Linked DNA regions of Mus musculus: all the other regions are linked to region 4. Evidence: chromatin loops called from intact Hi-C (ENCODE). Cell type or tissue: left cerebral cortex. All regions are shown on one strand.

Region 1 (8,000 bases), 470 kb after region 4:
GAACCTGGAGGCCAGGTCCACCCCAGTAGGTAAAATAAGCACCTCAGCCCCTTGCTGTGGGTCTGAATCTTAAATAATTGTCCTTTTTCATTACATTATCTATTTATTGCATGTGTGTGTGTGTGTGTGTGTGTGTGTGTGTGTGTGTGTGTGTGTGTGCGCGCGCGCGCGCTCGTGTATGTGCACTCACACAGTTGTACCAAGGAACACATGAAGAGGTCAGAGGACAATTTTCAACAGTTGGTTCTAACCTTCCACTACATGAGTTTAGGGATGGAACTCAGGTCTTCAAATTTAGCAATGAGTGCCTTTACCAGTGAGCAATTTCACCGGTGTGTCTGAGAACATGCATTCTTTTCAAACATTTCCCAGAACACATCTTCAGACAGAATCTATGCTGAACACAAAACAAATCCAGACAAACTGCAAGGAACATAGTCAAAGGGGTATGTTGTGTGATCTCAATGGAATTAGGCCAAAAGTTTATAAATATCATTTAAAAAATAGCCATATTTTGGCTGGTGGATGATAGACTTATAAAGGAACTTCTATATTTTTTTAAAAAATCAGCTAGGTGGTGGCGCACGCCTTTAATCCCAGCACTTGGGAGGCAGAGGCAGGTGGATTTCTGAGTTTGAGGCCAGCCTGGTCTACAGAGTGAGTTCCAAGACAGCCAGAGCTACACAGAGAAACCTTGTGTTGAAAAACCAAAAAAGCAAAAGCAAAACAAAACCACAGAGAATGTTAGAAATGTTTGCAAATGAGGGACGAGAAAGGAGGAGAAGAGAATGGATCTGAAAAGCATTTGTTCCTTTGATCACACTTAAGTAGACTAATGGAATAAAGTCTCTAAAAGAATCTATAAAAGATCTTCATGAATTTAGAGATAAAAGATTTCTTAGGACACCTTGAAATGAACTATAGCCACAAAAGAAAAAACAAGTTACATTTTAGTCAGACATTATACTAATTAAGTACTACAGAGTTTTGTCCCACAGAAGCCGAAACCCTCACCAAAAGCCAACAGTGAGCATGCTAGGGGCGTGGCTCAGCTGTAAAGTGCTTGCCTAGCCTGGTCCCCAGGACCGACCGCCAAACCGGGATTGCTGTTGAGGGAGAAAAGCTAAGGGTTTCTGGGGTTCTGGTCCAATGCAGATTTGATGCTTTAGACCCATGGTGGGGGTGTCTAGTGGGGCACAATCTGTTCCCTGAATGGCGAGGAAGTGGATGAGAGGAGGAGGAGGCTGGAACCCCACTAATCACCTCCCAGGGTGTATCTCCTAGAACACCTTCCACTGGACTCAAATCACTTCCCAGTAACAACAAGCTGGGGTCTTATCATTTAACAGGGGGCCTTGGAGTTGAGCACATCTTTAGTCCCAGACAAAGAGGCAGACAGATCTCTGTGAACTGGAGGCCAGGTCTACATAGTGAGTTTCAAGACATCCAGGGCTACACAGAGAGACCCTGTCTCAAAAACAAAACAAAACAAAACATAAATGAACATATAGCCTTGGGGGTTTTCCAGATTCAGACCACAGCAATGGAAGGGCAGAGAGCTTGTTACCTTGGTCTGTGCTTGGCTGTGCTTGGCTGCACTTGCTTTTTTTTGGTTTTGTTTTAGTTTTAGTTTAGTTTAGTTTTGTTTTTTTGAAGGCAGGGAGGAGATCGACTCTTCTTGCTGGCTGACCTCAGATTATAAAGCAAAGGATGACGTTGATCCTCTGACCTTCATCTTCATCTCCCAGTGTTGGGATTACAGATGTGCACCACCACACCTGGCTTACTTTTACATTGAATTTTTATTTATTAGATTTGCTATTTTATGTGTATGGGTGTTTCACCTGCTTGTGTGTCTGTGTGCCTTGTATGTGCCTGGAGCCCTTGGAAGTCAGAAGAGGGCACTGGATTCCTAAACCTGGTGCTGCACATGGTTGTGAGCCACTAGATGGATGATGGGAACTGAACCTGGGTCCTCTTCAAGAGCAGCAAGTACTCTTAGCTGAAGAACCACCTCTCCAGCCCCAATGTTTGTTTGTTTGTTTGGTAAGCAAGGAGTGTGAGAGCAGAGGTCTAACAGTTGGTTCTCTTCTTCCACTGAGTGGGTCTCCAGTGGAACTTTGATTGGCAAGACTTGCGTGGAAAGAAAGCCCTTGCCCATGGAGCCATCTTAGCCATCAAATAAGGCCTACCTTATTTTCTGAGACAGGGTCTTTCTGAGACTGTGTTTTGTATTCATGGCTGGTCAACAAAGCTGCTGAAATGACTTGTCTCTGCCCACGCCCAGTGCAAAGGTAACAGGTGAGTTTTGTTTTGTTTTTAACATGGATGCAGGGGGTCTGAACTCAGGACCTCATGTTTGTACTTCCCGAGGACTTTGCCCAGTGAGCCAGCTGATGGGATTTCCCACAGGATGGATTATGGCTCTGGAAGTCAAGAGGACTTCCATACCTTTGGTCCTGCACTTTCAGGTCACAACATCAGTAATTTGTCATGGACTTGGATGGGGCAAGTGTTCCTGGAAGCCATCCCTACAGAAAATGAGCATCAGTCATTTCTCTGCACACAGAAGTGACTGCAAGCCACACCCACACATCCTATTCTGTCTTACTGCATTCCCAGCTCACTCCCCCTCAGCCAAGCCCCCCATACTCCTCAGACTCCCAGCAAAGGGTGACCGAGGACAGCATGGCTGGAAAGGGACAGATGTACTAACCAAATGCAGTTTAAAACATGCTCCCACGTGAGCATAGTGATACAGAGCCTCCCAAGGCCTTCAGGAAGCCTATGTGTACTGAGGGGCTGTGCTGTTTACATTTCACTAGCTTTCCATATGTCTTGGCTAGGCAGCATTTTGGAAATATTTAACTAGGCAACATAAACTATATCTACGAACAAGCTCTGAAACCTGGTCTTGTTCATGGTTCCATTTTGCTTTGGAATGACAAGCTGACCGGGAAGGACAATGCCCAGTGACATGGTTTGTTCTTTTTGGAAGAGAAGCCTGTGAAAGACTCCATTGTCGGTCATTGTCATCCAATGATGAGACCCTGAACATGTGTATAAGTGGGCACAGATGGAGCAGATGGACAGCAAGAATACTGGCCCTGGGACTAGCATAAGCCTTTCAGGGGGCTCCTGAACTCAGGAGACCTCAGGCTTGAACTGGGGTTTCTTAGTGCAGCAACTTCTCCATCTTCCAGGATGTCATGACCACTTACCGCCAGCAGATGGAGGGCTTGCCCATGTGAATGTTCTGTCGCCATCTGATGGCCAAAAGGAAACATTACACTTCTCATCCAGTCCAAGGAGACTCAACGCCTAGCAAGGGAATATTAAAGAAAGCACCTACTATGTGCACTGTGGACTGACCTTGAGAATACAATGAGTTATACCGCATCTCTGTTGAAGCTCAGAAAAATATTTTCCAAAGATTTCCTTTTCACTAGTTGATAAAAGGCTAGTACTTTCCCCACTCCTGGTTCCTCCAAAGGCACACTGCCAACAATATTCAGCGTTCTGCAAAGCCCTGGATAGGAGTGTTATGCTGCTTGCCTGACGATGCTTTCCTGTGGATTTAGGCTCTGCTACACAGCCAGCATCCCCTTTCCATTGCCTTGGGTCATCTCAGGGGCTAGGACATCTGCCCTTCTCCAAGTCTATGTATCAGGAGCAGGACCTGAGATTTGCGAGCACATTTAGACAGCTAAGGCCCAGAACGTCCTTGGTCCTAGAGCAGTGGCTGAAGGGGTGTTGGTCACCAAACTAGTGCGCCCCAGTTCTGAGCCTTGTAAAATTCACCTTGTGTGCCAGGGCCTGTTGGAAAACTGAATCTGAAGAGGCTGGATGCAGAAAGATGGGTAAATGCCATGGGCTTGATTTTTCCTCAACGTTATCTTTTCTAGGTGTAATGGTAGGTGGGAGGGAGCCTAGAGATGGGACTCAACACCTTGAACAGTAAGCACCTCTTCCATCACTGAACAGCGTCTCAGCCTCCAATTCCTTTGCTAGTTGTTCTTGCTACTCAATGTGAGTTCTAGAAGGACAGGCTTTCTGATTCATCATCCACTCCCCACAGACCCAGGCATGCAGGAGACTGCATTTCCTAAATGCTAAATGTGTGGACACTGCTTTCATTAGCTGCCTGATCCTTTTGGCTCTTCTCAGCTTCCAGTCTGAAGGGTCTGATTAGATAGGTAAGTTTTTGTTTGTGAGGGTCTGTGCGCCAGATCTGGCTTGGATCCCAGGCAGGACCAAGTCTCTTTCTCTCAGAAGCTTGGCCTGAGGACCTCAGGTTGGTCCTTGTCTTTGTCTCCCCTCCTGCCCTTCTCCGTGGTTCCTGTTCACATACGGACATGCCTCTCTAGAATGAGATTGATTCAGTGTTCTGTGGCCACGTGTCGATCTAGGCCTGGATTGAATGAGTCATGAAAGTGTCGCCTCATTCATTCACTGGCTCACAACATCTTTAGTGAATGTATACTCTGTGTCTACCCCCGTGTTCAGGTCTGAGAGGTCCGCAGCAAAGCAATACTTACCTTTAGGAAGCTGCCAACACAGTAAAGCAAGGCCAGCATTAAGCAAATAAGGCTGTGCTCCCCGATGTGTGCGTCTGAGTGCCGAGTGCACCAAGGAAATCAGCAGACTAGGTTTAGGTTATCATGGTGGATCCCCAGGGGAGATAAAGCCTATACATAAACCTAAGTGATGAAGAGAAGCTGACAGCTAGGTGGTGGGGGGAAAGAGGGGTGAGGGTCCCGCTGAGAACAGGAACAACGTGAGATCGCTTTCTAAGATCATGTTTATATCATAAGGAGAAGAGATGACAGCTGAATATTGAGAGTGTTGCTACATTGGATGAGGGGTTTACCGAGGCTCCATGTAGCTTAGAAGCAGCTTTGTAGGTTCAGGAACCGAACTTCTTCTCATTCAGAGGTAGAAGCACCGAGTTCAGCAGACTTACCTATCTAATCAGACCCTCACAGAACCAACAGGTGAGTAGCCTATGTTGCAAATTTTGCTAAGCATGCTGTGCGTACATCCTAATATGGGATGCGATGTGCATCTAATATTTTACTGTCATCTCTGCAAGATGACAACAAAGGCTTTGAAGCTTGTGTATTAAACTCACAGAGGTGTGATGATAAGAAGTTATCAATTTGTTAATTTACAGTTGCACTCAGCCCTAAATACATGCACACAGGAGCAAGGCTAAGAGGACTCAGTGGACTGCTTTTTCTTTGACAGCCGAAAACCAGCTCAGGGATGAGAGGCGGGCCAGAGGACGCCTGGGGCACGTCTTCAAGCTCTCATTGGACGGGATATCCGGAAAAACCCGGTCGAATCCTGGCTTGTCTTGGTTGGGTCGGCTGGTGGGATACGCCCTCGTCTCGCCCCTTTGTCCAACCCTCTTCATTTTAAATTAAAAAGCCCCCAGTTCTGTGTGGTGTAGCAAAATAAACAGTTGCGGCGACGCACTTCTTCCTGGAGGCCTTCGAGTCTCCATGATTTAAGGAGACGAGAAAGGTAAGGAGGACCGGAACAATTCCTTCGCGGAACCTTTGAGGTGAGGCCTCGCGGAGCCATTTGAGAACGGACCGCGGCGGGCTGGAACCAGACTAGTAGGCATGGCGGCGGCGGAGCCGGATGCGGACCCGAAGGCCGCCATCCCTGTGGACCTGCGGCGGGAACGGCGCTTGGTGTGCGTGGAGTACCCGGGCGTAGTACGTAACGAGGCCAAGATGCTACAGACCCTGGGCGGCGAGGAAAGCGTCTCTCGAGTAAGGAGCTGGGAAACTCCGGGACCGCGGGAAAGGAATCGTGTCTACTGAATGGGCGGGACCACCGGGCGGGAGAGCGGTTTCCGTGGCAACGGAGAGTTTAGGCAAGCTCTAGGACCTGTTGTGAACTAGGCGGTATTTTCTTTCTGTCCCCAAATGTGAGTAGCATGCTTGGCATCTATCCCAGGACAGTGAGCTGCTCTGACCTTATTGCTCTCGGCAGAAAACCGAGGCACGGGAGGAAAGAGAACTTTTCCACCACCTGTAGTTGAAACTAAAAGTGACACAATTCGCCGGCGTTGTATTATGTGGTTAGCACGTACAAAGTGCTCTCCCGCCCCCCCTTGGTTTTTTCGAGACAGGGTTTCTCTGTGTAGCCCAGGCTGACCTCGAACTCAGAAATCCGCCTGCCTCTGCTTCCCAAGTGCTGGGATTAAAGGCGTGTGCCACCACTGCCCGGCTTTTTTTTTTTTTTTTTCCTGAGACAGGGTTTCTCTTACAGCCCTGGCTGTACTGGAACTCTGTAGACCAGGCTGGCCTCGAACTAGAAATCCGCCTGCCTCTGCCTCCCGAGTGCTGGGATTAAAGGCGTGCGCCACCACGGGCCGGCATTTTTTAATTTTTATTTATTTATTTTTTAACATGCCACAGTCCTTTCAATCCCCAGGGCCGGAACTGACAACATCTGCATTTTACAAGTAAACAGGCCACATAACCACACAACAAGTAGTGGACCTAAAGTGATGCTCTGTGGAATCTTGGAATTGTTTCTTTAGAAATGATTTCCCTGAACATCTTAGCATAAGCAGATTCTGGCTCCTTCCGTTGATAATTCCACTCAGATTTCAGTTTGATACATGTATTACCTGTTCATGTATTACATTTATTACTTGGCCCTGGGGCTGTAAACCGAGCTAGGATCTCTCTTGTTTACCTCTGTACTAATATCTGTACAGATTCCCCATTTTATAAAAATTTATCAAGTATTTGGTTAAGTCCTAATGAAGCTGGGCAGTAGTGACCCACACCTTTAATCCCAGCATTACAGAGGCAGAGGCAGGTGGATCTTTGAGTTTAAGGCCAGCCTGGTCTACAGATCAAGTTCCAGGACAGCATGAGCTAACAAAGAAACTCTGTCTCAAAAGAACAAACAACAAAACGTCCTAATAATATCCTAGTGAACTAGATACTATTTTTCTTTCCTTTTTCCAGATAAGGGGGCAGGTAAGAAAGGCTAAGCCAGACATTGCTACTGGTATGACAGGAAAATGAATTCCAGCACAAATACAGTCTGAGCTGCTGCTCCACTTTTTTATGGGTGTGGATAAGAACTGATGGATGTTATGATATTGAGAGAATCCTTGTTCTCCCTTACCCCAGGGTTGCCTGATATAGACAGTCTTCCATTCTTACATTTTTCTTGGGTTTCTGAAGTCGTCCTAATGTGTCAGGCCATGGCTGGGCTCATCCCTGCTCTGGTAGGTCAGAACTGTGCGTTTTATGAGAAGGGTGCCTGAGGAATGAGGCTGCCGTTTTCAAGATTCTAACCTTATTTTTAGTTGTGTATCCAGGTGATTGTGAAAGCCAGAAGAGGGCGTTGGACCACTTAGTGCTGTGATTACAGGTGGTTGTGCACTATATCCAATGTTTGGGTGCTGGGAACTGAACTCCAGTCTGGAAACAGCTCCTAACTTGTGAGTCATCTCTCCAGCCCTCAGGCTTCTTTTAACTTTCATGTTTTCCCTAACTTGCTACTGAGCGCTTCCTGAAGGCCCCTATCCTGAGTACTGGGAGTCAGGAGTTAAACTTATGGGTGGCCAGTGGATTGCGCCAGTACACACTCTCTGTTCACACACACACAGCTGACACTCACTGCATGCCTCTTACCAAATGTGGGGCAAGCATCTGTTCACATGTAGGTGTTAGTACTTACCAGGAGTTAGGCACCACTGTTTTAATTTAATACTCGTAACAGTATCATATATGAGGTGGACACTATTCAGTGGGAGGGTGGGGGGTTGTTTGTTTCTTTTTTCTTTAAGAAGAAGGAACTGGGGCCTTGAAGGCTATTGGTAATAATAAGCAATGACTGCCAGAGACTATCAATTGAGTCCTGGAGCAGGTGGGTAGTTTTTGGCTTGGTTGGCCCTACCTTAGTCAGTCTGAAAGCTTCTGTCTATTCAGTAGTAAACAGGACAGTAACCCTGCCTGTGGTGTGGC
Region 2 (8,000 bases), 300 kb after region 4:
ACCTGTCAGTGTTCACAGGGCAAAGGGAGTTGGACGCAGGAGATGGGGTGACACAGTCTGCTACCGTGCACCAGAAACAATGGCACCCGTCACCTGAGCCTCCATGTGATGGGGCTGGGGCTCTGCGGGAGGCAGCTCACCTGTTGGGATTGTAGCCCATGGAGTTCAGCATCCGGGCCTGGTCCAGGTCTCTTGGGAAGCCGTGCAGCACCCACCCTTTCTGGATGCAATCTTGTTGCTCCATTCGATCAGCCAGAACTTTGGTGATGATACTGTCTGGAACTGCAGAGGGAGACAGATAAGAGAGCATCCTGTAGCATTCTGACCTTCCTGGGCCACACACTGGGCTACTGCAAGGGCAGCTTTAGGGAGAGCCCCCTTGGAACCTCTGTGGTCCAACAACAAGAGTTCACCTTTCAGACCTTAAGACACCATCCTCCATCTTGGTCTGTAACGGCAGCTAAAGCAAGATCCCATGAACTGAGAAACACAGCGGGGAGGAGAGTTTGGCTCTTAGATCTGGAAGCTAAGAGGCAAAGCTTAGGGCAAACTGCTGTCTGAAGAGGGCGCTTTCTAGCTGAGAGGCTCCCTGCTGGTTCTTGAATAATGGACACTCTGTGGGATGTTGATAGAGTATTTTAGCACAGGCTTAAGTCTGAGGATCAAGACAAACAGAGATGTTCAGAAGAAAGACCACTGAGAGTATGCCTTTGGGCTTCTCAGAGATCCTGCTGCAAAGACAGACAGACCCAAGTGTGGTGGGCGAGGCCTCCTGAGTAGAGGGATCTCTTATTTACTATTTACCTATAATTCATTGTGTGTATGGGTGTTTTGTCTGCGTTGTCTTTGGTGCACCACATGCATGTCTGGTTCCCTCAGAGGTCAGAAGAGGGTGTGCTGAGTTACAGATGATTGTGAGTCAAGTGTGGAAGCTGGGAACCAAACCTGGATCCTGTGCAAGAGCAGCCGATGTCTTCAGCCACTGACATCTTTCCAGCCCTGAGTCTCTTTATCAAGGGATGCACATGGAGGTCAGAAAAGAATTATATGGAGTCATGTCTCTCCTAGTACCTGGGTGTGGGTCCTGGGGTTGAAGTCAGCTTGTCAAGCTTCCTTGACGTGGCACACACTTTTAGCTACATCCTCATGATGTAATTAGCCCTTGAGGTCTTATCTCCTCCCACCACCATCTTAGTCAGCATATAAATTTGGAGGGGGGGGCCCACAGGATTGGGGCCATGGCAAATGCTTCTCATGGGAGCACTCCAGGCCCTGTGTTTTAATTTCCACCCAATAGTATTGAGGTTCTGTCCCACTGGCCTCAGTGGATTAGAGTTCACCAGCAACCCCTCTGGGCTCACGAAGAGCTTCCCGTTTTCTCTGTGTGAACCTGATCTCTCTCCAGAATCACTGCTCCACTTAAACCTGGAGACTGAAACAAGTCCCCAGCACAGGGAGAAATGAGAAGCCTGTTTACATTGCTGCAAGTGACATTTTCCTGAAACTCATACCTCTCTTCCTAGACTCATTAAATGTTCCATGTTGCTAATGTTCTGCGTCCTGGCAATTTGCAAGGCATCGCCTGCGCTTTGCACTCATTTCCCCAGAAATACTCGGTAAATATTACTGCTGTTTGCCATGGATGTGGGCCCCGAGCGGGGGGATGCTTGGCTGTTTCTCCAGAAGCTTCTGCAAGGTTCCCCTTTCACCAAACATCCGTGGTCCAGCAAATGGCCCTAGAGGACACCCTGAAGCCTCGCAAGGCCCCACAGGCTGACAGTGAACCAGAGGCCTTCACTGCCATGACCATTTGCTGGGTGCTGCCCTGCCTCAACCCACCAACTGCACTCCAAGGGCTGTGCATCTCCCTCGATTAGGGGCTTTCCAGCCAGTACAGTGGCGCACACCTTTATTCCCTGCACATGGGAGGCAGAGGCAGATGGATCTCAGTGGGTTCAAGACCATCCTATGAAGGGAGACTCTGTCTCAAACAAAAGCCCCTGGCTATCCATTCCGAGCTTTAATAGGGTAGCAGCTTGCCCTGCCATGATCTCTCTCAAGGCTCAATAGGAATCCACTTAAAGGTTTGGCTTTCTGTTTGGTTTTGGTTTGTGTTTTTAGTTCATAATTCCAGGTCGCAAACCATTATACCAGGGAAGTCAAGGCAGGAACTTGAAGTAGCTGGTCACAGCGCAACCACAAGGGGCGGGGGGAGGTTGTCACGGTGTGCACACTTGTGTGAGTGCATGGATGTCACCACGAATGTGGGTCTTGGTCTTCTACTTTGACAGGACTTTTTTCTTCACTGCTTGTACTGTTCCCATGATCTCAGCACACTGGCGACTATCCCCAAAGAATTCCTGCCCTCTCCCCTCCCCCCCCCCCCCCCGCTCCTTCCTGAGTCAGGGTCTCACTATGTAACTAACAAACATCGATGAGCTTCCTTCTCGCCTTCCTGCCTCTGCCCTCTAAGTGCCAGGAATACCAGAGTCCATCATCATAGCTGGTTTACGTTGTGCCGGGGATTGGCTCCACGTCCTCATATATGCTTCATGTAGGCACACCCTACGCATGTCCCTAGTCTCGTGTGCTATCTCTCTAAAAGAGGAAGCTTCTATCGGCAGGAGGTTCCACTGGCCACTGTGAACTTGTTCCATGGGACAGATTCTCCCAGAAGGCTGTCCTTAGGTCCCTCAGGTGGCCCCCACATGAGGGGCAGCCCCACACCTGGGTGACTCCTGACTTCTTGTTTAACCAGCTTGGGAAGTTCTGCCAGGAGGCTGGCGTGATGGGGGTTTACCCAGACCTGCCCATCTTGGATTATTCTGGCCAGGTCTAGCATCCCTGTACAACACAGAGCATTGAAAAATTTAGAGTTTCCGAGGAGCTACAGAGCCAAGGTGTGCGGCCATCCTTTCCCATGGGAGTCTTAGTGTAGTGCACTTGGGGTCTCCTCTGGGGCATGGGCTGTGCTGTCTCAGGTGGCCTGAGATGAAGGGAGCCAGGAAGACTGCTGGCAGAGAACAAGAGGCAGACCCTTCAGGACACTGCCTCTGGGCCACTGCCCTGCCCCCATTCAGCCAGCAGACAGGTAGGGTCTGGGTGTGGAGGGGAGAATCCTGAAAACCCCAAATATGGCCCAAGAATCTGTAGAAGGCTTGTAGGTACCTCTGTGTGCCTCAGCTTCACACCTGTCTCGTTGCCTGCAGGCTACTGGCATGCTGGCCCAAGCCCACACGTTCCAACGCATTGTGAGCTCAGCAGCCACAGGCTCTCCAGACCAGATTGCACTGAGCTGCTCGGCTGCAAGTTTAAAATCCCCTTGATACCAGGCACATTTATCCTTCATCCTCTTCTCTCAGAGATTTCTCTCAGTCTAAAGTCGTTCACCATTAAGTTAGATGCCTCAGGCTTGATTTCCAAGCTTGACAGTTAACATATTACCCTTCATGCCAGCCACTGCCAAGGGCTAGTTCCCCAGAACGTCCTGTCAACGGAGGTTAGCAGAGTGCAAGACGTGAGTGGTCTATTAGTCCAGGACATCACACCAGGCGGTATTAGCTGGCTGGGGTTTGTTGGTTGGCTTTTTGTTTTTCGTTTCTTTTCTAGGCCATTAAAATCTCAGTTCGCTGATCCTGGGTGTGGGTGTGCTTGACATGGGGTTGCTGAGCTGCCTTCGGGCCCAGAAGGGCACCTACCAATACCCAGGGGCTCTGGGCAGCCTCTGGTCTTGAGTTAGGGGCTTGAGGTTAAACTCTCTACTTACATCCCGCTTCCTGCAAGTATCAACTTCCAGGGTGTTAGCAGACCACAGTGCCCCCTGCAGTCCATTCTACCAGGAAGCCAAGGTCTCCACATTCTGTGAGTCTCTTAACTTCCCTGGGCCTCAGAAAGAGCTTCACAGACTTACTTCAAATGCCTAGTCACACCTTCCTTACAACCCTCACTCCACCTGTACCCAGGGACCCCCGGCCCTCCACACACCCCTCCCCAGCACCCACTCCTGGCCCTCCACACACCCCTCATCTTTTCTTCAACCCTCACTCCTGTAATCTCTTTCCTCCCTCAGCTCTTCTTGGAACACTGTAGATGCCGGTGTCTAGGTTCAAGGAAGCCATCCAAAATAGGGCTCCCTCCTCCTGTACTCTGCTCCCTGGGTCTCCACTCTGTCCCCCCCACAGTCACCAAGAGACCTCCAGGTAGTCGGATAGGGAGAGCTAACGACAACAGCAGCAGCAGCAACAAGGACCATGGAGAGGAGAGGGCTGTTTTTAGTTTGACTTCCAGTCCATATACCAGAATGCTCCAGAGAGGGAAAGTGCTAGATGCCTTCCCAGGCTTAGCCTGGGTCTTGGGAATCTTTAAATCTTGTTCAAGTAAACGAAAGAAGAGCAGCCATTTCCTTATGATGCTGCCTCTGGCACTGATGACCTGAAAATCCTCTCTATAATGTCACCAGAATCAAGACTGGCATGTGAGCCCGAAGGTGATCTGTGGTGAGTCAGAAATACCCGGACCCAGCGCCTGGTATTTCTGGTAAAGGTGCTGTTTGTTTATTATGCACTGCCACCTACTGGCGAATTTTGGTTACTGCACCTGGGTGAGAGCCTACAGCTACAGGGTTTCCAAAACTGCAAGGGAGGTTAGAAGATACCTGGGTTGCTCCACCTGCTGCACCCTGCAGTTGCACACGGACAAAAGTCTTTAGGTCTCCCTGGCTACATATCCTAGACCAGCCCGACTTGCCAGGTCTCAGACACCAGGTGCAAGTTTAGATTCTAAAGCCTTTTACTTTTTGAATAGTGCAAACCAATTTTTACAAAATTATGGGTTTTATTATGCCTTCTTCATCAGTGCATAGTGGCCTAGCCACACCCATCAGTGTATCTTCTGCTGGCCCCCCTTCCCAAACAGTCTGACTGATTCTACTTTCAAAAATGAATCTGCAGTCCACATATGAGAGAGGAGGAGTCTATATTTATCTTTCTGGGTCTGGCTTATTTACCACAAGAATCTCCAGCAAATCTGTTTTCCAGCAAATGGCACAATTTCTTCTGCCAGAGGCCTCTATTCCCACATCTATGTTCCCTAACAATGAACCAACCTGCTTGGAAGGCAGCAGCTGCAGGGAATGCCAATGCTTTCCTATCCAGACCGGCACGTCAGCCTTGATCTCTGTGGATTCTGGAGTCTACCCTGGTTCTCACTCCTTACATCCTGCCACTACTTTTTATCAGTCCCTGCTCTGTGATGCCTTCTTACATGACACCGCATGGTGCTGGTGCTGATACAGCCAGAGCTGGGGGATGTCTCAGTTTGTCTCTGTCTTCTATAATTTCATGCAGCCCAACATAAGACTTGGGAACATGCTCAGTTGGCCACACCGTGCACTCGGACTCAGCGGCTAGTCTTACCCCACTTTACCTCCCCCCTCTCCCTTTCCCTCTGTCTCCCTTTTTAAGATTTATTTATTTATTTTATGTATATGAGTACATTATTACTGCCTTCAGACACACCAGAGGAGGGCTTCAAATCCCACTACAGATGGTTAGGAGCTACCATGTGGTTGCTGGGATTTGAACTCAGGACCTCTGGAAGAGCAGTCAGTGCTCTTAACTGCTGAGCCATCTCTCCAGCCCCCACTTCACATTTTTAATGGTCCCTGAGAGGATCTGAGAAAGTGAGACCAGGTCGACCAGTGTGTGTGTGTGTCCACACTGTGCTAGGGGAAGCTAATCACAGCATAGGAAGGTTGGAGGAGCCTGAAGTTAGTACATGTGTAAGAAACAGAGCCAGCCACATAGGACTACAGGGAGAGATGCCTGGCTAGTCCCACATGTCCCATGCTTATCACACCCAAGGCACAGAGCATACCGATGAGAGACCTGGGTTGGGCATGCTAGCCCCAGCAAAGACATATGGAAGAGGCCCAGGGGTTGAAGAGCCAGAAGCAAGACTCTGAAGACCAGCCAGCAGTCTTCAGGAATTGACATGTCGGCTAACCCCAAGGCAGGACAGTGTGGAGGCCAGCCCTCCATGGGGGCCCTATTCCACAGCCTCATGCTAAATCAAGACAGTGATAAACTAGCCTCCATCTTAGGCCATTGTGGGCCAGCTTACCACACGGTAACAGACCACGAGGGTATCAGGCTGCTCCTGGTTACTATAGAGACCAGGCATCCAAAACAGGTGGCTGTCACAGGAAAAGAACAAGATATCCAAAATGCATCCACAAGGGGTGGCTACATGGCTTGGTGGGTAAGGTGCTTGCTGTGCAAGTGTGAGGACCTAGGTTCACATCCCAGCATCCACATAAAAGTGTGAGTAGCGGTGCACATCTGTGAGTCGCAGACAGGATGGATCTCTGAAGCTCGCTGGCCAGCCAGTCTAGCCTAACTGGTAAGTTTCAGGATCAGTGACTGAGGAAGACACTCAACATTGACCTCTGACCTCCAGAGGTGCAGGACATCAAATGCATCTGTATTCATATCACCACCACAATAGCGATGACCCTGTCACTACACGGCAGGGTAGTGAGTGGGACCTGGGCATCACTGGGCTTCACATCCAACTGTTGTGCAGTCACCGTTTTGTTCTTTCTCATTTAGAAAGAGGCAGCAGAGGGTAACATCTGGGTGCTGGGGGTCAGAGGGTCAGGGGGCCAGGGGTCAGGGGGTTATGGGGTCAGGAGGTCAGAGGGTCAGGTTCTGTCCCCAGCATAGGGGCTGCATCATCTGTGTCCACTCTCTTGTTCACAGATATCAGCTGATCTGTCCTTGTGAGCATGCTGGTGCTGGACACTGAGGCCTTGCCTACCCAGCCCCACCCACGAGCAGACACAGGCAGGTAAATGCTTAGGTCTCTGGGAGGAGACAGAAGTTGAAGGTCAAAGTCAGGGCGGGCGAGGGTAGGGATGGAGTCCCTTCTCCTCAGTCCCAGCCCCTGGATCCCTGCGCGTGGCTGCGATGACCTCTCTGTTCTCAGGCCCCACGCTCCTCAGCTCCAGCCTGGCCAGGTCCCTCTGCACTCAGTGATTTCTGTCACCCACTGCCCCTTGCTGCCACAATGGCACTCCCCGAGCAATACAGACAAGTGTGGAGTTGCAGGCTCCCAGGGCTGGCTGGTGCTGAGCTCCTTAGCTGCCCCCTGTGCCCCTGAGCTGGGTTTGTAGGTAAGGAGGCCTCAGCAGCTCAGGCTTCAGGGGCCCCCCCTCGAGAACCATGCAACGATGCTTCCATCAGCTGGGGACACTCCCAGAGGAAAAGGGGCTTCCAGCCACCCCTGCCTTTGGGAAGGCCTGAGAGTGGCTTGACTGCAGCACCAGCCACGCCAGGGGCTACCCAGATGCTACAGCGGGGCTTCCTGCCGGGAGAGGCAGGCTGGGCTTCTAGGGAAAACCTGTCCAGGGCAATTTCACAGCTGAGAGCCTCGCAGTTTCATGTCTCTCTGAGGTCTCTTCCCCACCCCTTGCCCCCCTCCCTCCCCAAAGAGGAGATGCTTCCAGAAACTCTGGTCAGAGCAGAGGCGGCGGACACTTTGCATGTCTGGGGTCTCCGTGGACTGCCTAGAAATGTCTGGGTTTGTTTTGTTATCCACTGGATACCTGATACACAGCAAGCAGGCTTGGAGTCTGCGGGAAATCTGGGATGGGTGCCAAGCAGCAGGGGCAGCGAGCTGTCTGGCATCTTGTTCCTGCTTGCACTCAGGAATGGAGAATCTCCAGCTACCTCAGTTTCCCCCACTGGACTACTCACGTAACAGAAAATGTCTTGGCTCGTGGTGGCAAGGTGACATTGGTGACACTGGATGTCATTTTGATCACGTAGAAAGACAGTGTGCACTTTGCAAGGAAAGTCTAGTAACCACAAATGAGCAACTGGGCTTCCAAGAGGCACAACCTGTTGAGGGCAGGGGTTGGGGGTGGTGACACACACATGTACTGACCCCTTTATAGACCCATCCTCACTAACAGGCCCTTGGACCCTCAAAATGCAAGCAGC
Region 3 (8,000 bases), 130 kb after region 4:
CCAGAAAGATAGTCCTACATTGTAACACAGCCCTTTGCCACAGGGACCTACTTTTTTCTTTATAAGAACCCTGACCCCCCCCCTTTTGTTACACAACACAACTCTTGTCTTCCCCCAGTTTTCCTCTGCCTAGAAACCACCATCCTCCTCAAAATTCTCTTTTCCTCCTCCTCCTCTCCTCCCCCCTTTCTCTCTTCTTCCTTTTCTCTTTCCATGTTCACCCCCTCCTCCTCTTCCAGGAAATACACTCTGCCTCTTTGCAAGTCTTACTTTACATGATATATCAAAAATACAAGGCAATTCTTAAAAAAAAAAAAAAAAAAAAAAAAAGCCAGGCTAAGAGTCAATTTCACGGCCCTGCCTATGCCTGTTTTTTTTGTTGTTGTTGTTTTTTTTTTTTTTCTTTTTCTTTTCCAGCAGAAAGTGTAGCACCAGCAGGCTTTGAAAGCACTCATTTCTTATTCCAAACATGAGTTTTAATTGCCCTTCTGGGAATGACTGGGGTCTCGACACGGCAGGATTCTCTCTCTGGGATGGTTCATTACTCAGGGCCAGGCCCCGCCCTCAGTGCTGTGGCCCTGTCAATCAGGCAGACCAGCATGGACTTCTTAAGGCCACTTGGATGGGGCTCATCCTTCCAAAGGAGAAGGCCTTGTGCTGGGCAGGTGGCTAGGTCCCAGCTATGGGACATCTCAAGTACCTTGAATCACACCTTTCTCCGGTGTCTTTGGCTTCTCTCCACAAATTACAAAGGAATTTATTTTAAATATAGAAAGATGCCTTGCCCTCTTCTCCTTGTGTCTTTATTTGAAAGCACACTGTAACAGGAATGAACTGATGTGCAATGTGGATGTTGCTACCCGGAACCTTTCGAGGTAAGCGAACCTCGACATTATGTCCACAGAGCCCTTCCTCAGGCCAGTTTTTAAGGCCCCAAGAGCTTGTCTTAGTCACTGTTCTATTGCTGGGAAGAGACACCATGACAACAGCAACTCTTATAAAGGCAAGCATTTCACTGGGGCTGGCTTACACTTTCGGAGGTTTAGTCCAGTATCTTCAGGGCAGGAAGCATGGTAACATGCATGCAAGCATGGTGCTGGAGAAGGAGCTGAGAATTCACAGGCAGCAAGAAGAGAGAGCCCCTGGGCCACATTTGAGGATTTGACTCCCCAAAGCCCACCCCCAGTGACACACTTCCTCCAAAAAGGCCACAACTCTTACTCCCTGTTAAACAGTGCCACTCCCTAATGACCAAGCATTCAAATATCTGAGCCTGTGGGGGCCATTCCTATTCAAACCACCACCAAGCCCCAGGCAACTTGAGGTTCTCAGGACTCATCTGTGCCCCTGCCTGGCTGATGCCTGGATAGGGAGCCTGGCATTCATTTCTTTCTAACCAACCCCACATACACAGAACTGTTTTCCCACAAACTTGCTTCCCCCTCAGTCTTCCCAGGTCATAAGTGACGCCATGCACCCAAGTACTAAAGCTCAAACCTTCCCTGGCTCAGGTCCCTTTATCTGTCACATCTAACCCACCACAAGACTCTGGGAGGTAGTTCAGTTGGTAGAGTGCTTGTTCAGCCCCAGGTTCCATGCCCAGCATGGCATAAACCCAGGATAGAGGCATACACCTATAACCCTAGCTCTTGGACATAGAGGCATGAGGGCCAAGGTAACATAGTAACCTTGAGCTGTGTGGGACATGGTCTCAGAAAATGTAGCCATAGTGGTGCACTGCTTTAATCCCAGCACTCAGGAGGCACAGGCAAGAGGATCTCTGTGAGTTCGAGGTCAGCCTGGTCTACAGAGTGAGTTCCAGGATAGCCAGGCATATATATAGTGAAGCCCTCTCTCAAAACAAAACAAAACAGAAAATAGGTGCGTGGGACTCGCCAGGATCTCATGGATGCTGCCCGAAAAGCCGAACCCAGCAGCCCTGTCTTTCAAGCTCTGCTCCCTGCATCTGAGTTGCTTCCCAGCTCAAAACAGTTCAGTAGGCTCCCCCACCCAACCCCCACTTCCCAGCTCCTTACAAGCCTTGTTCTAGAGCAGACTTTCAAAGTTTGTGGCTTCTGAAGGAAGAGGCCAAGGCCCAGCAGGTGAGGTCCCCAGGCCCAGTACAGAGTAAGACCTACCTGAGGTAGGGACTTCCTACCTGATCCCTGAGTTACCTCCCATCTCTGGCCCCTTCTCGTTCCCCTCTGGTTATGCTCACTTCTGCCTCAGGCTTAAAGTCTGCTTTCTTCTCTGCATGCTGCACTGAAGGTCCATGCTGTCACCTGACTCTTCCTTGTCTTTCAGATCTACCGGAGTCCCTCCTCCAACAGCCCCAGGTAAATTCACACCAGCCTGTGTGAATTCTCTGTAGCACACGACCCCCACTCCAGTTTCTTCACTGCCTTACTGTCTGTCTTCCCTCCAGAGGGACCCTACCCCTGCCATCAGGGATCTCAGACCTCAGAGCCGAATCCCAGGGCTGGGCACCTGGTAGGTGTTGAGGGCTATCTGCATAGTACCCACTGATTGGAGATCCTGTGGGCCTGGATGGTTGCTGAAACACCAATCTAAATAGGTCTATACATCATCTATACACACATATAAGCAGTACATATACATGCACACATATACTCACATGCAACACACACACACACACACCTGTACTGTAGCCCATTAGCAGCCACACACTGTCCCCCTTGGGAACCTGGCTCAGTGAGGCTATGATGAACCCTACATCACCTATGGACTTGAACCCTGTTCTCATTCCCAGAGAGAAACAAATCTCCTGACTCATTTGGCTAAAGCCATCCTGAGTCCCTGAGCCTGGTGGCGATGCAGAGGTGAGCCAGAGGGGATTCACTACAGCGCTAGCAAATCAGGTCACTGTGGCTAAGAGTGTGAGGCTGGCTTGATCTGGAGCAAGTGTCTTAACCCCTGAGCCTGGGTGTGAGGCAGGATCCTGATCCATCATAGCTGAGTTGGCAAGACCTTAAAGAACTCGTAGATAGCAATCATGTGATAAACTTCACAAACATGAGTTTTGGTTTTCTTGCGCTAAACCATACTCGGGTGAGTGAGATGATAGTCCCATATTTAAAGGGACTAATAGGGAAAGGAAAAGATATTTGGGATTGAGCCATCTTTTAGCAAGAGGATTGGCTGTATTGAGAGCCAGAGAATTTTCCAAATCACTCCCCCCCCCCCAATAAAATAAAAACCCTGGGCTTTGGACTACCAAGGAGAGGGTTAGTCTTCCTGTGGTACTGAGAGCAGCTCAGTACCAGGAGGTCTCCAGTACCGGGCTGGGGCAGATCTACCCGAGTCCCTCCTCCAACAGCCCCAGGTAAATTCACACCAGCCTGTGTGAATTCTCTGTAGCACACGACCCCACTCCAGTTTCTTCACTGCCTTACTGTCTGTCTTCCCTCCAGAGGGACCCTACCCCTGCCATCAGGGATCTCAGACCTCAGAGCCAAATCCCAAGGCTGGGCACACTCTGAAGTGTCTTCTTTGTTTTATTTGTTTGATTGTCCTGTGCCAGTTGTAGTGCCTGTGACAACTGCCTGGGTGCTGTCCCCATGGGTCATGCTCGGCTGCATCGCCAGATCTCCATGATCTCAGTGTAGACCCTCAGCTCCTTGTCCTACAGCGCCACCCTCTGGAGAGCCAGAGGCAGACCATGGAGATTCCTGGCCCTGCATCTTGATTCTTCTAAGCTCATCAATTATTTGAGCCTATACAAAGCCCCACATCTGGGTCTGGTCTAATTTCACTGCTTCAAGTATCCTGTCACATTAGCCAGAGCCCTGCCCCCACCCGAGCCTGGCTGTGGTTTGGATGCAGTTGCCTGCCCCCTGTTGATCTAGGATAGAGAGGCCCTGAAGGCTTCAGCCTACACTGACTGGGGATTCGTTTTGTTAACTTCGCAAACCTTCCTCTACCACAACCCCTCAACAGTTTCACAGGTGGCAAATACATGTTCCAAAGACACTAGAACCCAGGTCTAGGGAGATGGTATAGTCAAAAATTGCTTGCCTTGCTAGAATAAGGACTTGCTTCCTCTTCCTCCTCCTCCTCCTCTTAGTGCTCCTCCTCCTCCTCCTCCTCTTCCTCCTCCTCCCTCTTGACAGTGTCTCACTATGTAGCTTTGTCCTAGAACTTGATAAATAGACTAGGATGGCCTCAAACTCAGAGATCTGACTCCCTTCACCTCCCAAGTGCTTGGATTAAGGTGTGTGTGCCAGCACAAGAGCCAACGTGCCCTCCACCTTCTAACCCCAGTGTTGAGGATGTGAATCCAGGTGGGTCCCTGGAGCTTGCAGGCCAGACACCTACCCTACTTGGCCAGCTTCACCAGTCCAGTGGTGGATGACTCCCGAGAAACATCATCTGAGTTTAATCTCTGAGATGATCCCTCCTAAGACACAGGCACACACACACAGGCACACAGGCACGAATGCACACACGTGCGCATGTGCACACTCATAGGCACACACACATACAGACAGGCACACACACAAATACACAGGTGCACACACACAGTACACACATGGAAATAGAACTAACTGAGTAAGGGTAGACTACATATACTTTTAGAACCTGTCACTAAAATGACTTCTCAACTAGGGATGTACACAAATGGGGAGAACTTAGCTTTCCATCCATCCAAGGTCCTCCTCCAGTAGTGCTGGGTGAGTACAGGTGTCATGAAGGTATACCTGGAGCCCCTATTTTGGCTATCCCCAACATCACCAGTTAGAATTCAGGAGCATTCTTCCTCCCCTTGGTTTCTTGGCCCTGGTGCATATACACAGTCTCTAGGAGACACAGGAAGGAATGAGGTCTGCGTCCACCCTGGACTGCTTACAGTTTTTTGCTTTACCTTCTGAGGTGTGGGTAGGTGATGCCAAGCTGATCAGGAAGGGCAGGAAGGGCCAGGCCTGTGGTCTCAGAGTGTTAAGGGGGAGCCCTGAAGGAAGGACTTACAAAGAACGAAGAGGTCAGGGAACCACCTGGAGCCTTCAAGGGAAGCTGTGGGGGTTGGAGTTCCACTCAGCAGCACGGCCAGAAGGGACCTCAAGCATGCGGGGTCCCATCTCCTCTTGTGCTGAGCCCCTGCTGCCTGCAGTCTAGTTTCTAAATCCACTAGCACAACTCATATTCCTGACCTCCAATAACTCGAGAATAGTTTTTTCCTTGAGACAAGGTCTCATGTAGCTCAGGCTGGCCTTGACCCCTCTATTTAACCAAGAGTAAGGAACTGAATTCCTGCCTCGCCTGCCTCCATTCCCCCAGTGCTAAGATTACCACCATACCCAGTTTTACCTGGTGCTGGGGATCAAGCCCAGGGCTTGGAGCCTGCTAGGCAAGCACTCTACCAAACTGAACTGCAGCCCCATTGCCCAGATAACATTCTTGTCCAGAAGGAAGGAAAGCCACTTCTGAAATAAAACTTTTTTAGCAAAGGATTGTCTAGAAGCAGGGTTATCAGCGGGGTGTGTGCCACTTGCCTGAGACACTTCCAGTTTCTGGAGGAGACCTTAGGTCCAGAGAAGGCTGGTTCTTTTTCCAAGTTAGGGGTGCGGCTCAGTGGTAAAGCTCTTGCCTGACCTGACATTCATGAGATTCTGGGTTCAATCCTAAGTATCATACTACATTTAAAAAAAACACCCAACTTGAAAGCTGAGCATGCCATACCTTTAATCCCAGCACTCAGGAGGCAGAGGCAGGGGGATCTCTGTGAGTTCAAGGATAGCCAGATCTATGTAGTGAAACCCTGTCTCAAAAACCACTTGGTATTTTTTTCCTGAGAAGGCCTGCAGGGACTTCTGTTCAGGCTTGGACTTGCTGTCCTCTGCCCCCGTGCACTGGGGCAACGGTATGTCCCTCTCTACCCAGTCCTGGCTCAGCATTCTTAATCTGCTCGTTCTAGCAGCTCAACTAGTGCTGGGTTTGAGGGGTGCAGAGCAAGCAGCCCCTGCTCTGGTGCAGAGGAGGGCCCACACTGTGGCACACTGCTGTCTGTCTTCAGCCCAGCACCTTCTCTTTCCCATATCCTTGTGGACCAATTTCCTTTCTTCATTTCCTTTCCTGGGAAAAAGTCTTTGATGCTTGGGCTAATCATGAAGGAGAAAGAAAACACGCATGCGGGGATGGGGGCGAAACAAAACAAAACAAAACAGACAACTTCAGTGAGCTCCCCTCAAACCCCACCCAGAGCCTTGCCCATAAGAGGCAAACAATCTGCCACTGAGCTATGTCCCCAGCCCTAGGTGAGCTTTTCATTCAGGCTCCTCACGTTGCACGCAGGGAAATGACAGACTTGAACCTACGGTGGGAAATCTACGAAGTGCACGTGCGTGTACGTGTGCGTGTGTGTATGTGTGTGTGGGTGCGTTTCCATGTATGCATGCTTGAGCATGGGCTAGGATTTGAACCCAGGGCCTCACTACCAATTCACTACCAGCTCTGTGTTATGAAGGAGATTTAGATAGACATGCAAGAATGGGTCCCTGGGTGACACCCTGAGACTTGATGGCATCTGGCATGAAGCATAGATTTTATGGATGGATGGATGGAAGGAAGGAAAGAAGGAAGGAAGGGAGGGAGGGAGGGCAAGAATGCTTCTTCTTAGGCTGGAGAGATGGCTCAGTGGTTAAGAGCACTGAATGCTCTTCCGAAGGTCCGGAGTTCAAATCCCAGCAACCACATGGTGGCTCACAACCATTCATAATGAGATCTGATACCCTCTTCTGGTGTGTCTGAAGACAGCGACAGTGTACTTTATATATAATAATAATAAATCTTTTAAAATAAAAAAAAGAAAAAGAATGTTTCTCCTTCTGGTTTCAGGGGCTCCCCAGGGCTTTGACCTAAACAAGCACAAAGAATTGGGAGCAGCCTGGCCTCGAGGCTGCTGTTTGTCCAGAGCCTTTTGGACCCATCTGCCTGAGAGCACAGAGATGCCCCAGGCCTAAACTGCACCCCCAATCGTCCACCCTAAGAACTGGCTTTGGTAGGAAGGTCCTGAGCAAAGGAGTAGCTGGTGTCTCCCGGGGCTGGGGAGCCGAGCCTGGGGCTCTAGTCTGCAGGCAAGAACAGTTCTTGTTATTATTAGTTGTGGTATTATGATTGGCACAGTATAGCTATTCTCCAGGATCAGAACCAAGTGCAGAGATGCCTCTGAAGGACCACAGGAAGTGGGCATCAGGAGCCTCATTTTATAGATGGAAAGACAAAAGAAAATGAAAGTTAGAAAAACAAACAAACAAACAAAGCTCAGAAAGCAACCTGTTTTTTTGTGAAAGGTGACGTTTCTTAGGGTCCTAGAAAAGAGCTTCAAGAGAGGCAGGTACAAAGTTTAAGGGAATGCCAAAATAACCCAGCAACCATGACAATATTTAAAATAAAATCATGTAAAAAAAAAAAAAAAGGAAAACCCAAGCTGAATTAAACACATATCTTTTTTTTTTTTTTTTTTTTGGTTTTTAGGTTTTGGTTTTGGTTTTGGGGGGGTTGTTTTGTTTTGTTTGGTTTTTTGTTTTGTTTTGTTTTTTGAGGCAGGGTCTCTCTGTGTAGCCCTGGCTGTCCTAGAACTCACTCTGTAGACCAGGCTGGCCTTGAACTCAGAAATCCCCCTGCCTCTGCCTCCCAAATGCTGGGGTTAAAGGCATGCACCACCACTGTCCGGCAAATACATATCTTAAATGAAGATGTGCCAAGGTCATTAGGTCCCAGTCTGGGATTCAATCCCTCTGGCAGGTTCTTGAGTGAATATTCAGAATCACCTGGCCCTGTTCTTTAAGTGACCCAAAGCTTGAAGGATGGCCCTTTGTATATATTAGCACAGACCTCGGAGACATCCTGAAAGACACAGAGACTTCTCTGTATGGCTCAGCCTACAGAGCCAGGCAAGCAGGAAGAGCAGAACCGAGCCTGTGTGCAATTCCAGGGCTGAATGTGGTGCCTGCCGGGAAAGAGAGGGGGTGGGGAACTGGAAA
Region 4 (8,000 bases):
CAGCAACCACATAGTGGCTCACAACCATCCATAATGAGATCTGATGCCCTCTTCTGGTGCGTCTGAAGACAGCCACAGTGCACTTATTTATAATAATAAATAAATCTAAGAAGAAGAAAAACAAGAACACTTGTTTGCCCTTGCAGGGGACCCAGCACCCACATGGTAGCTCACAACCATCCATAACTCCAGTTCCATGGGATCCAACAACCTCTTCTGACTTCTGCAGGCTTCAGACAAGACATAGGTACATAAACACATGTGCAGGCAAAATACTCATACACATAAAGAAGTCTTTAAAAAGTTTTTATAAAGGAGCTCTGGACACTCAAAGCATCATTACACACACGTTTGTTTAGTGGGGCACTCAGGCATCAGAGGCAAATGGATCTCTGAGTTCCAGGCCAGTTTGGCTTACACTGTGAGTTCCAAGCCAGTTAGGGCTACATAGCTCTCATAATCAGTAGACATAGTGAGGACCTGGCCCTGTCCGAAAGTGCCCTTGACAGTTAATGGTTGTTGGGGACCAGGAGGACTTTATGCCTTAGTGTCAGTCACCCCCACCCATGCTTAGGTCAGCAACCCTAATTGAATTCAGTGGGGCACAAAATAAGATCTGAAAGTGGAAGAGGGACTTGCTGACAAGAAGAGGGAGTTCAGCAATTGGGGAGAGGGAGAAGGAAAAGATATGAACAAAGCTCATTATACACATGCACAAAATTATTAAATGTTTTAAGAAAAATACCCTCAAAAGAAAATGCCCTTTATGCAGGGTGAAGTCTTTAGGGTTTCCAGCAGTTTGAATGAGAATAGCCTCACCTATTTAAACACTTGCCTTCCAGTTGGTGATGATGTTTGGAGAGGTCTAGAGGTGTAGGCCTAGATGAAGTAGGCCACTCACTGGGGTTTAAAAGCCTCCTGCTATTCCCAGTGTTCTTTCCCTCTCCCTCCTGTCCCCTCCCTCCCTTCATCCTGCATGATTGGGGAGTTCAGGATGTGAGGTGTCAGCAAACTTTTCCAGCCACCATGCCTGCCTGCCACAATGGACTGTATGCCTTTAGAACCATCCAAAGGATTGTAAATATGGGCAACATCCTCAGGTTTTTATTGAATCCACTGTATTCAGTTAAAATGACATGCATATGAGTATTTTCTTTCGTATATCTTTGTATGGCATGTATGCACCTGGTGCCTCTTGGAGGCCAGGATTACTGATGGTTGTGATGCATTAACTGGGTACTGGGAATTGAACCCAGGTCCTTGGCAAGAACAGCAAGTCTTCCTCAGTCCTGAACCATTTTTCTTGTCCCCCTGCCCCCCCCCCAATTTTTGACTTTCTGGTAGGATTGAATTTTTTTTAATTAAAAAAAAATTGTGTTGTAGGTTAATAGATCCTTAAGGATAATCTCAGATGCCATTTCCAACTGGGTCTTTATATTTGTTTATTTGGTATGTGTGTGTGTTCATGTGTGCCACAGCATTCTCGTGCAATTCGGGGGACAACTTGGAATGGGTGGGATCTCTTTTCACCATATGGGTCCTGAGAAACAAACTGGGTTGTCAGGCTTAGAGGCAGGTGCCTTCACACCCCGAGCCATCTCCCCGGCCTTATTTTCAGATATTCTTACTCAGTGAACCAAACCTGATGATCTTTTTCAGTTTCCCTCCATTTGATTCCAGAGTCAGACACTATTGATCTAATCCATATTTTTTTTTTCTTTCGAGGTGGGAGGAAGTGTCCAACAGGGAAACTGGCTTGGGACCACCCACTGAATTAGCATTGACCTCAAGCCTAAGAATGCATATTTCTATTGCAGTACGACTGTGTTAGTACCATATCCCAGAGAGAGAGAGAGAGAGAGAGAGAGAGAGAGAGAGAAGAAGAAGAAGAAGAAGAAGAAGAAGAAGAAGAAGAAGGAAGAAGGAAGAAGGAGGAGGAGGAAGAAGAAGAAGAAGAAGAAGAAGAAGAAGAAGAAGAAGAAAGGAAGGAAGAAGAAGGAGGAGGAGAAGGAGGAGGAGAAAGAAGAGGAGGAGGAGGAGGAAGAGAAGAAGAAGAGAAGAAGAAAAGAAGGAGAAAAGAAGAAGAAGAAAGGAAGGAAGAAGAAGGAGGAGGAGAAGGAGGAGGAGAAAGAAGAGGAGGAGGAGGAGGAAGAGAAGAAGAAGAGAAGAAGAAAAGAAGGAGAAAAGAAGAAGAGAAGAAAAGAAGGAGAAAAGAAGAAGAAAAGAAGAAGAGAAGAAGAAGAAAAGAAGGAGAAAAGAAGAGAAGAAGAAAAAAGGAGAAAAGAAGAAGAAAAGAAGGAGAAAAGAAGAAGAAAAGAAGAAAAGAAGAAGAAAAGGAGAAAAGAAGAAGAAAAGAAGAAGAAGGAGAAGGAGGAGGAGGAGGAGGAGGAGGAGGAGAAGAAGAAGAAGAAGAAGAAGAAGAAGAAGAAGAAGAAGGAAGAAGAAGAAGAAGAAGAAGAAGAAGAAGAAGAAGAAGAAGAAGAAGAAGAAGAAGAAGAAGAAGGAAGAAGAAGAAGAAGAAGAAGAAAAGATTCCCTTGGGAGGGAACTGTAACTAGAGTAGGGTAGTTAGAGGGTGGAAGCCAAGGATAAGTGATCCTCTAAAACCTCTTCTCTTTTAACACAACCTAGATTTGATTCTTGGGTTTTTCTATGTTGATTTGAGACAGGTCTAAAAGGTCTCTGTGGTTGCTAAGAATTTCTAGAAAGAAAACCGGAAGCTCTTGAGCTGTTGGCGTCTTGTCACCAAGGAGACGGGACGTTCCATTTTTCCGAAAGGGGTAGTGTAGACACTCTTCCCTCTCTCAGTCTGCTGCGAGGTGCCCAAATCACTCCGAAGAACTGGCGGGGTTTAAGCTTTGGACAGAGGCTCCGCAGGTGGGCGCGCTCTGCTCCGGAGCCTGCCTTGCCGCGAGGTGCACCCCAGGGTCCCCGTGGTGCAGCCCGGAGCGCGCGCTCGCTCGGGGCTGGAGTCCTCAGACAGCGCAGAACTCTGTGGGCTTTGCAGCCAAGGTCTAATCCCGGAGGCCCCTGGGATGCCTGATCCGGCGAAACCCGGGAAAGACCTCACGGCATGGAAAAAGAAGAAGCAGCCCGTGCATCGCACGGTCAGCCAGATCTGCCCGCCGCCCCGACGGCCGCTGACGGTGGTCGACATCCGTACGGGCATGGAGAACGAAAGGCTGGGGGTCGTGCGTGACTCCATGTTTCAGAACCCGCTCATCGTCAAGGTGAGCGCCTGGGCACGATCATCCCCTCCGCGGGCACCGACGCCGCCGATGGGTTCCAGCTGCTGAACTCTCGGGACCCGGGGCCCAGGGTTTGGGCGCAGTGTAGGAAACTTGCTCTGGGTGAAACAGGCCTCCTGGACCCTCTGCAGTCGTAGCCAGTCCAGGAACCTCAGTGTCCTCAAGTGGCACACGTTAGCGGGGTCTTTCCCCACTACTGGGAAAGACTATGGATAGGGCAATCTCTACCGGGCTCGTACCCACAGGGTGACAGACAGGTCTCAGGCACCCATCCATGCCCTTGCCACCCAAGATCCATCTTCCCCAGCACCTCTGGTCTACTATGCAGCAGGTGCTCTGGGACTGACTGTCGGGAAAGTATCACAACACCATCTTAAGTGTGCTGGGGGTGTGAGATTCAAAGCCCTCTAGGAGGCGTGGCTGGCACTTGCGTGGGAGCAGCGTTTATAGACAGATCACTTTCCCTTTCGGTGCTGGTCCTCCGCACTTTTGTCTGTTTTCCTGTCTGGCTAAAAACTACACTTGGGCCGGGCGTGGTGGGGCACGCCTTTAATCCCAGCACTTGGGAGGCAGAGGCAGGCGGATTTTTGAGTTCGATACCAGCCTGGTCTACAAAGTGAGCTCCAGGACAGCCAGGGCTATAGAAAAACCCTGTCTCGAAAAACAAAAACAAAAACAAAACCCAAAAAAAACCTACACGTGGCCGTGGCTCTGCCTCTTTAGGCGCCGGGAGACCGAAAAAGTAAAGTTGAAGTTTAGTGGCGCAAATTTATCTTGTGCCGCTAGAGGGCAGTGTGCTTCTAAAAATTGACCTCGGTTTCCAGGTTCCATAGAGGTATGGGCATGCTGATGGGTTCTTTGACTATAGGCAGACCTATATTGTTAGACCTTTCTGGGCTAATTAATGCTCCCAGGAGGACAGAAGCTAGATACAGGGAACCCATGAAGCAGCATCCTTAGCACTGGCCCCTCTGAGATGTTTCCACAGTGGAACAAGTTTTGCTTACTTCTTGGATTCCTGATCTTAGCAGGTACCTGGGACAGAGAGTTGGAATTCACTGCCTTAGGCCAAGGAGGAAATCAAGGCCTATCAGTGCCTATCAATGGGTGTCCTGATAAAATTCCAACAGTGCTTTTATCTATCTATCTATCTATCTATCTATCTCCCAAATGCTGCCCTCTCCCGACCCCTGTCCTCCCTCGAAGAGTTCCTCTCTCTTCCCCTCCCCTCTGAGAGGGCAGTCCCCCCTCCGTATCTCCCTGCCCTGGTGCATCAAGTCCAACATTGCTTTAATCAGGTGTCACTAGTGTGCAGCTCCTTATATGAGAGGAAGGGCATTATAGAGTCACTTCCACAGTGAATTCTTGTGTAACGTTCACTCCAGGTGGCACATATATAACTGCATGCACTTGTATATATATAGGCCACACATGTGTTATATATTGCTCACTATATGTTTAGCATTTGTATGTAGGTGTATAAACTACAATGTGTGTAAATACAATATGTGAATGCCGCCCCCCTTCCCCTTTGCCTTCTCCCTGGTTAATCAAGGGCAGCATTTGGCCTGTAGGTGGCGCTAACTTAACAGCCTCCAGGAGGAATTCCATCCTTGTTTCTAGAGCTGGAGTTTAGAATGATCATGTTTTTAAAAATATGAGTGATGATTGCTCCACCAGTGGGGTTCTGTTTTCAGGCTGTCCTGGTCCCTGGTGACCAATGGCAGGGGCCACATCCTGATGCGCTTTGGTGACAGGGCTTGGGACACTCTGGTACAAGTGGCACCAGGGGGCAGTCTTTTCCTCCAATTGTTTTTGGTGTTTGAAACTCAGCTAACTGTTAGGATGATGATGTCCGCATTCAGTATTTACCCCTTCCTGTAAGATCTTCCGTCAAAACTCAGCCTGTATAAAAGTTGCCAGAGAGAGAATGTGAAAAAGAAGCCAGCTTCTCCCTGTTGCAGATACTCCTTATAAACCAGTGCATGGGGAAATGTCTGCAAGGCTTTGACGCCAGTTTCTGACAGAGCTGGCTTAAAAGCCACGCCTAAAAGCCCAGCACAACTTTCTCTATGTGAAAAAACAAATTGAATTCTGAAACACGGGGTGGGGGAGACTTAAAGAAAATGGAAATATTACAAGTAGTTAGGGGTTTAGAACATCAAAAAATATGTATACAGTTCTGTCATTTTGATTGAGTTTGATTTATAGGTTCCTTTAAGGGGGTGCCAGTTTTGCTGGCCCCACTGTTGGGGTGAATAGCTTCCTCATCATGTGGGTGCTCTTGGGTCTGAGTGTCTTTGGGGAAATACTGGGAACTGAGGTGTATTTTAGCCTTGTCTGTTCCTGGGCCTAAAGAAGTACATCTCTATGAGAGGAATCCATCACCCTAGAAATATTGACTCTCCTCATGGATAGGTCCCATGATTGTTTGTTTCTTCTCCCTCCCCCCTCCTCTTCTTCCCCTTCCTCCCCCTCTTCCTCCTCTCCCTCCTCCTCTTCTTCTTCCTCTTTCATTTTCTACTTCAAATACAGAGACACTGGCTGAAGAAACCTAACCCCAGTATTTTCTACCCGTGGAATTTACCAGACTGTATCTGCATCAGTTATTCAAAACCATGACTTCATGAAGCCACGGCAACCAGAGGAAAAGGAGAAACCTCAGGTTTGCTAGCAGGTGTTTTATCTATAAACACTCAGCAGCTGGTCTCGTCCTGAAACCCAAGCCAACTGCTGATTTAATGGCAATTAATTGAGTCAAGATGGTGTTTTATGCAACCACAAAAAATAATGTAAATAGTTTTCATTGGCAAGGGCTTCTCCATTGTCAAGTGCTGTGCAGCCAGCCAGCTTTCCTTCCGCGAAACTCTCTGGGAAGCCTAAAATTAAATTGAGAAAGAACCCAGCTTCTCATTTCCCTAGAATCCTGAGACTCAACATAGAATCCTGCCACAATAGCCTTCGAGGCTCCCTCACAAAACCTGTCAGAGCATACCCTTCCCGCCGCAGCAACTTGGCTGATATCCTGTCAATACAATTACGGGGAGAGACGGCACAGTTTGCTCCACTGACAGCTTTGAGTCTTCTGTCGCCCCAGAGAGGCAGGCTGCAGTACAGGGGTGGGATTGACTGAATCCAGCACCCTCGGAACGTACAAATGATCAGGGCACCTGATTTTTTTCATAATTTATTACCGACTTTGTTTTTTTGTTCCTGTGGGGGTTTATGTCACAAATAAGAAGATCGTACATTTGTAAAATAAAGTCATAGAATCAAGCATTTGAGGCTAGTAGGAAGTTTGCTGACATCAAATGTATCTCCTTTTGGGAGGCTTAGGTAGGCCTTCAGCCAGGGCAAGGCACTCATCCTGGGGTGCTCATGTGTCCTGGTATCTGGTCTCCTGACTTACAATCTCATGTTATTTTGGCCACAAGCCATGACTAATTAATCAAGGGCCACCCAGGTTTGTCACATGCCATATAACAGGCAGTCGGAAGTGTTTACAAACGAATCAGATCCCAGCATCCTCTCAGTCAGCATCCCTGCAGAAGTGATCAATACTTTCTTAGGACTTGACAAGAGTCAAGAACTAACTTCTTAAGTGTTTATTAGATGCCTAGAGCCATCCTAAGCTGGGCCGGGGGGGGGGGGCATAGAAACAGGTTCAAAACTCAGCCCCTGCCCACAGGGACTTTACTTAGAGTTTAGCTGGAGAGATGAGATACACACATAGATACGAAGGTACACATAGAATCATACATACAGGCATAGAGGCACACAGAGATACAAACAGGTACACACACGTGACAAAACACAGGCACACATACAAAATAAGTCAAGCAATGTAACAGGTCACCTCCTCTTGAGTTTTTCAGTGAACTACAAGCCTAGAACATTCAGTTTTGGGGACAGGGAGCCTGAGGTCGGTCCATGTCATGGGTGAGGAGCCTGGAGAAGCCAGCCCTCTGTGGAAAGATGTGCCACCCCTGCGGAGATTCTGAGCATTAGGGGCTGTTCACTTCAACTCAAGTTCTAGTTCATAAGACTCGGGGCTGCGCTGAGTTATCATTACCAGCACGGGGAAGTGTTTATCCAGAGCAAGTGTGTTCAAATTGGATGCTCTACAAAGCCAGGCAGGCGCACCATGCCCACTAATAGCCTAACGCCTCTAATAAATATTAATGCTGGCGGGCATAAGCACAGAGACAGAGATGGGCATTAAGAAGGCAGACCGTCCAAAGCCGGTTGCACAAAGATACCCATGTTTTCATTACATGGTGGGAAAAGACTGTGTGTGGTTTGTCTGCCAAAGAGAATATGGCTGTGGTCGCTCGGGTCCTTTACATTCAATTACAGTGTAATAGGAGGAAATGAAATGTTAGAGACGAATTAAAAACTATCCTTGTGGTACAGCCTGGGCGAGATGCACTGCTGTGGTTTATCCATCCTTGTTTTCTCAGTTTCTCCCTCCCCCCTCCCCCCCTCCCCTCCCCTCCTCCCCTCTCCTCCTCCCCCTCCTCCTTCCACTCCCTCCTTTCCCTCTTCCCTCCTCATCCTTATCTTCTCCTCTTTCCCTCCTCCCTCTCCCAACTACTCATTCTTCTAGTCTCTAACTGCATGTGTATTTACATGTGTGCACACATGTGTTCATGTTTGTGTGTGTATGTGCAGAGGCCAGAAGTCAACTTCAGGTGTTTGTTTCTCAGAAGCCATCCACCTTGGGTTTTTGCTTTTTTTTTTTTTTTTAAGATTT

The links. A loop is a pair of places that touch in the nucleus more often than their neighbours do. Peaks named below come from ENCODE experiments on the same cell type or tissue, not always from the same donor. Only the 100,000 strongest peaks of a DNase experiment are listed, where the experiment ranks them.
Region 1: it touches region 4 in a loop (2.2-fold over the local background); 2 of 42 quality-filtered maps call a loop at or near these places.
Region 2: a loop joins it to region 4, with 12 times the contacts of the local background. A loop is called at or near these places in 35 of 42 quality-filtered maps.
Region 3: a loop joins it to region 4, with 6 times the contacts of the local background. A loop is called at or near these places in 39 of 42 quality-filtered maps.

Annotation. Positions count from the first base shown.
Region 1 is chr2:28,580,605-28,588,604 of GRCm38, reverse strand. It overlaps Gtf3c5 (general transcription factor IIIC, polypeptide 5), which reads left to right and starts at 5,326. Exons shown (of 12, transcript NM_148928.3): 1 at 5,326-5,780. The coding sequence starts at 5,628. In left cerebral cortex, a CTCF peak has its summit at 3,248; DNase peaks (open chromatin) are centred at 3,240, 5,347, 5,591, 5,813 and 1 more place; H3K4me3 peaks cover 1,284 bases; H3K27ac peaks cover 1,088 bases.
Region 2 is chr2:28,752,224-28,760,223 of GRCm38, reverse strand. Ak8 (adenylate kinase 8) reads right to left here. Exons shown (of 13, transcript NM_001033874.2): 11 at 141-282. Among named protein-coding and RNA genes, the nearest start is that of Mir3088, 23 kb to the right of the region's middle. In left cerebral cortex, CTCF peaks have their summits at 3,831 (motif pointing left) and 4,587 (motif pointing left); DNase peaks (open chromatin) are centred at 3,820, 4,566 and 7,668.
Region 3 is chr2:28,919,738-28,927,737 of GRCm38, reverse strand. No RefSeq gene overlaps it. Among named protein-coding and RNA genes, the nearest start is that of Barhl1, 7.3 kb to the right of the region's middle. In left cerebral cortex, a CTCF peak has its summit at 3,653 (motif pointing left); a DNase peak (open chromatin) is centred at 3,649.
Region 4 is chr2:29,050,043-29,058,042 of GRCm38, reverse strand. Cfap77 (cilia and flagella associated protein 77) reads left to right here and starts at 2,977. Exons shown (of 6, transcript NM_001166705.1): 1 at 2,977-3,229. The coding sequence starts at 3,035. In left cerebral cortex, CTCF peaks have their summits at 4,030 (motif pointing right) and 4,826 (motif pointing right); DNase peaks (open chromatin) are centred at 3,662, 4,041, 4,861, 4,988 and 1 more place; H3K4me3 peaks cover 574 bases.